2 separate regions of the Homo sapiens genome follow, and region 1 is linked to region 2. A link is a contact called in ENCODE Hi-C or POLR2A ChIA-PET data. All regions are on one chromosome and are shown on one strand. Each heading gives the region's core, a stretch centred on a gene start or an enhancer-like site at or near the end of the contact. The rest is flanking DNA. Distances are from core to core; before and after follow the strand shown. Region 1 holds the start of PTH2 (parathyroid hormone 2). Region 2 holds the start of HRC (histidine rich calcium binding protein).

The links. A loop is a pair of places that touch in the nucleus more often than their neighbours do. ChIA-PET counts read pairs that join two places held with the same protein, here RNA polymerase II (POLR2A).
Region 1: a map with no recorded cell type shows a loop between it and region 2 (2.7-fold over the local background). The contact joins the promoter of PTH2 here to the promoter of HRC in region 2. A Hi-C loop is called at or near these places in 1 of 37 single-sample maps with no recorded cell type. POLR2A ChIA-PET finds 5 or more read pairs at or near these places in 5 of 52 experiments (A549, AG04450, H1 and 2 more).

Annotation. Positions count from the first base shown.
Region 1 is chr19:49,422,069-49,424,768 of GRCh38, forward strand. PTH2 (parathyroid hormone 2) reads right to left here and starts at 1,373. Exons shown (of 2, transcript NM_178449.4): 1 at 1,144-1,373; 2 at 351-574. The coding sequence starts at 1,271. The coding sequence ends at 400. It also overlaps a transcript of GFY not described here. RefSeq lists a silencer at 1,489-1,692.
Region 2 is chr19:49,154,146-49,156,845 of GRCh38, forward strand. HRC (histidine rich calcium binding protein) reads right to left here and starts at 1,251. Exons shown (of 6, transcript NM_002152.3): 1 at 1-1,251. The coding sequence starts at 1,092.

The DNA of each region.
Region 1 (2,700 bases), core at 123-2,622, 270 kb after region 2:
GACCCAGAGAAAGGGACAGAGACGGAGGAGGACAGAGACCTTGGAGATTACAGAGAACCAGAGAGAAGGGGACAGAGATGGGGGTAGGGAGGGACAGGGGCCCAGAATGAAAGGAGGGGGCGGGGGGGTGGGGGCGATAGGGAAGCAGAGATCCAGAAATAGGAAAGAAGCCAGCTTCCTGGACAAAGACAGGCAGAGAGAAACGGAATTGAGGAAAGAAAATAGAGTGGGGACTGAGGAGAGAGATGCCAGAGTGGCCGACACAGAGTCCTGTCTCTTTTCTACCCCCCATTTCAAGCCCCGCGCCCCCAACCCAACGCACACGCAGGTCGCGCAGGAACTAGGCGCAGTCCGGAGCGCAGGGCATGGTCTTTATTAAGATGGGGACGGGCAGCGCGCTCAGGGCGCATCCAACACCAGCAGCTTGTGCATGTACGAGTTCAGCCAGTGGCGGCGCTCGAGGGCGGCCAGCAACCGCGCGCGCTCCCGGAAGGCCGCGTCGTCCGCCAGCGCCAGGCTCCTCCGCGGCCTGGGGGTGGCGGGATCCGCCCAGGCCCGTCCTGGGGGGCGGAGGCTGTGGAGAGACGCGGTGACCGCGCGTCCAGACTCGCTCTTGCCGCCGCCTGTCCTCCCCGCGGTCTAACTCGAAGCCCCGTTACTGCCCAGTCCGTGGAGTGGCTCGGTCCGGCTCCCCCTGTCTCTCTCGTTCTCTGTGTGGGTCTCTGTCTCTCTGCTCACCAGGTTCGAAACTCCCCAGGTACTGAGACCGAGTCTGATGCACTTGTCCGCCCACAGCGCTCAGCGCATGGCCAGGCGCACACCAAGAACCCAATAAACGTTGCTCAAAGAATGAATCCGTTTCTGCAACGACTCCTTTCGAGCCTCTCCACGCCTTTCTCGGGATCTATCTTTCTGTGTCTCTTTCCCTTGCTGATTTTCTGTCCATTTCCCGCACCACCACTACCACCAAACCCTCCTCCCGCCTTCCCCCACCCCTAGTCTCTGTCTTCTCGCTGGGTCTCGGTCGCCCTCTCTTTGGGCTTCTGTTCCGCTTTCTGGATCTTCCGTCCCCTTTCTCTTTGGTTCTCTTCCCACTTCTCCAAGTTCCCACCCCTCCCTGGGAGTTCTGGGACTGGCACCTACCTGAGGACCCCGACCGGGGGCAGGGCGACTCCCGAGGCAGTGCGGACGCCCCAGGGCACCACCAGCAGCAGCAGCAGCAGCAGCAGCAGCCGAACCCGAGGGCTCCTGGACACCTGGCGGGTCTCCATCACCTGTGGAGAACCAGAAAGGGGCTCAGTAGGGCTGCATCCCGGCCCAGAACCCCGGGCCCCACCATGCATCCACCCCCAGCTTCCCGCACAGTCCCCTACCGTGCAGTGGGCTGGGGCAGCGATGGTGGCAGCCCCCTTATATCGCCTCCGCAGCCCCCGCACCGGGCAGTGACGCAGGCCGGGGGGCCGGGGACGCGGGGTCACCCCCTCCCCAGGCTCATTAGGAGCCGCCAGCGGTAATGAGGAGCCGGGGGTGGGGGACCTGCCGCTGCCTTGGCCGCCACCAACTAATTGGGACCAGAAGCTGGACCTGAGACGAGGGAGGGGGAGAGACAGACAGACAGAGAGGTGGACACAGGGGGTGTGTCAGAGGGCTAAAAATAGAGACTGGCGGAAGGACCGTCAGAGGAACAGAGACACAAAGAGAAGGACAAAGACAGAGTGGCCGAGGAAGAAATAGAGAGAAAGAATGGGAACGACAGAAAAAGAAAGGAAAAGGAAGAAAACAAGAAAAGAGAGCGAAGGAGATGGAAACGAACAGTCAGATGGAGATGGAGGAGGGAAAGAAAAGGCTCTCAGAAAGACAGACGGAAATGGAAGGACGTCCTGGTCTGGAAGGAGCTGCCCAGAGATAAATACAGCAGCGAGAGGCCCAGAAAGATCGAGGGTGAGGTAGGGAGGGGGGAAAGGCAAGAAATGGCAAAGGGTACGTGTGGCAGGGGTGTGAGGACAGGAAAAGTGACAGACCACATCAGAAAAACCTCAGAGAGTGAGAAGAGGGGAAAACAGACAGGGCTCCTGAGCTGCCCTAAGGATGTGTCTAAGCCCTTATCTGGGAGGAGTTTGGGGGTGCTGTGAAGATTAAAGCCCAGTCCTCCTCACACTGACTCTTTTTGTGTGTGTGTGTTTGTCTGTTTGAGATGGAGTCTTGCTCTTGTTGCCCAGGCTGGAGTGCAATGGCACTATCTCGGCTCACTGCAACCTCCACCTCCCAGGTTCAAGCCATTGTCCTGCCTCAGCCTCCCGAGTAGCTGGGATTACAGGTGCCCACCATCACGCCCAGCTAATTTTTGTATTTTTAGTAGAGATAGGGTTTCGCCAAACTGTTGGCCAGGCTGGTCTTGAACTCCTGACCTTGTGATCTGCCCTCCTTGGCCTCCCAGAGTGTTGGGATTACAGGCGTGAGCCAGCACACCCAGTCCACACTGACTCTTAAGAGGGGCCTCAGCCGGGTGCTGTGGCTCATGCCTGTAATCCCAGCACTTTGGAAGGCCGTGGTGGGTGGATCACTTGAGGTCAGGAGTTCGAGACCAGACTGGCCAACATGGCGAAACTCCTTCTCTACAAAAATACATAAATTAGGTGTGGTGTAATCCCAGCTACTTGGGAGGCTGAGGCAGGAAAATCGCTTGAACCTGGGAGAGGG
Region 2 (2,700 bases), core at 1-2,500:
CTGGTGCCAACGTTCAGTGGACACATCCTCATCTTCTTCCTCGTCTCTGTGGCCTTGGTGCCTGTGGTCAGGGACATGATGGTGGTGTTCACCTGAGACAGCCTCAACCTCTTCCTTTCTGTGGTCTTGGTGCCTGTGGGCCTGGTGTCCATACTCAGTGGAGACATCATCATCATCATTGTCATCTTCTTCATGGCTTCGGTGCCTGTGGCTGGGGTCGCGATGATGGTGTCCATCTGAGACATCTTCATCCTCTTCAATCCCGTGGCCTTGGTGCCTGTGAGCCTGGTGTCTATATTCAATGGAGACATCATCATCATCATCATCATCATCATCATCATCATCATCATCGTCATCTTCTTCATGGCCTTGGTGCCTGTGGCTGGGGCCATGATGATGGTGTCCATCTGAGACATCCTCATCCTCTTCACTCCCATGGCCTCGGTGCCTGTGGGCCTGGTGTCCATACTCAGTGGAGGCCTCCTCTTCCTCCTCCTCCTCCTCCTCCTCCTCTTCTCCTTCATCATCTTCCCCATCATGGCCTCGGTGTCCATGCCTGAGGATATGATGGTGATGCTCACTGGACACAACTTCATCCTCATCCTCGTCTTGATGGCTGTGGCTCCTGTGGCTGGGGAGGTGGTGCCTGTGCTCAGCTGAGTCTTCCGTGTCTTCACTCCCGTGGCCTCTGTGCCCACGGGCCTGCCCACCATGCTCTGCAAAGACCTCCTCACCTGAGACACCCTCATCTCCGACTTTGTGGTCTTGGGACCTGTGGCCTGGGAGTAGGTGCCCATATTCCTTGGAGACATCTTCATCCTCCTTTTCACGGTCTGGGTGGCTCCAGAAATGATGCCCATTCTCTGTGGAAACATCCTTGTTCTCATCTGGATGGTCTCTAGGGCTGTGGAGGTGGTGGCGAAGCTCTGCTGATGCCTCCTCGGAGAGCCCGGCGACTCCAGTGCTGTTGTTCCGGTTTCTGAAGCCTAGCCCATCCCCTCTGAGCTGCTGGGTCATGGCCGGGGGGAGGAGCAGGCTGGCCACCCCAGCCCAGAGGACAGAAGCGTGCAGCCATGGCCTATGGTGGCCCATGGGGACGGACAGGCAGCACTGGCTCCAGCTGCCTCTGCGGCAATGTGGACAAACGTTGGGGTCTTTGTCCCTTTGGGGTTGGTCTCTTTTTTTCTCTGTGTCTCTCCTTTGTCCTTTCGGTCTCTGTCCACCTTCCTCTGGTCCTTGCTGCCTGGCTCTGGACACCCCTCTGAGGCTGTCTCCGGAGCCCCCTGACCCCCCTCTGGGGCCCTCCCTCCCCATTCCCCAGCCAATAGGGTCCTTCCCCTCCCCTCTCTCCAGCTAAATTTACTCTCAGCCCTGAGTTATTCTGGGTCAGTCCCCGCCTGCCTGCCTCCTGCTCCTCCTCCTCCCAGCTGGGGAGGGGACCAGTGAGGGGTCTCTCCCTGGCCAGGAGACGGTGGCCAAGGGACTTGACTTTGAACTACCAACAAGCTCACGTTTGGCAGCTGCAAAGACAAAGGCTAGACTTTTAGCAGGTTTTTGGGGGAGCCTGGGGCACCTGGGGGAGGCAGAAGAGACTTATCAGAGGGGAGAGACTCCTGGGACGGAAGGACTGGGGGTTCGATTGCGGGGTGTTTCCAGCTGGAATGATACGTGCTGGTGAGAGAGTGATGTCAGTATTGAGGCCCTAGAATGGGGGGAAAGGAACATGGCCCCCAACACACGTGCCCATGACCTCCTGTCCCTGGAACTCAGATCTGGGGGCAGGGACTGGGCTAGGCCAGGGCTATAAATACAGCTGGGAGGGGTAGGGGGACTCAGGTTACGGAGGCCACAGCTGTCCCCATCACAGAGGGCTGGCAGGAGACAAGTGGCCTTGCCCGTCTCTGTGTGTCAGTATTTCCTACTCCTCACCCTTCATGACTGCCCCCACTAGGGTCTCCTTTCCTGTTCACGGGTCCTCCTCTCTCTTCAATTCTGTCATCTGCTCTCTCAGGGTCCCTGTCCCTCCTCCATGGGATTGCCTCTCCCTCTCACTCTGGGCTTCTGTCCCACTCTTATCTTAGTGTCAGTCCTCCCCCAAGTCTGTGTCCCTCTCTCTCCCCTAAATCTCTGGCCCCTCCTTTCTGAGTTCCTGCCCTTCCCCCAATTCTTTGGTTTTTGCATCCCCCTCTGCCCCTTGCCTCAGTCAAGGTGTCTCCTCCCCATCTCTGGCATCCACCTCTCTGGGTCTCTGTCCCCACTCTCTCTCAGAGTCTCTGTCCCCCTCTGTCTCAGAGTCTCTGTCCACCTCTCCCTGGGTCTCTGTCCCCCTCTCTCTGGGTCTCTGTCCCCCTCTCCCTGGGTCTCTGTCCCCCTCTCTCTGTGGATCTCTGTCCCCCTCTCTCTGGGTCTCTGTTCCCCTCTCTCTGTGGGTCTCTGTCCCCCTCTCTCTGTGGATCTCTGTCCCCCTCTCTCTGGGTCTCTGTTCCCCTCTCTCTGTGGGTCTCTGTCCCCCTCTCTCTCTGGGTCTCTGTTCCCCTCTCTCTGGGTCTCTGTCCCCCTCTCTCAGGGTCTCTGTCCCCCTCTGTCTCAGAGTCTCTGTCCCCCTCTCTCTGGGTCTCTGTCCCCTCTCCCTGGGTCTCTGTACCCCTCTCCGTGGGTCTCTGTCCCCTCTCCCTGGGTCTCTGTCCCCCCATCCCTGGG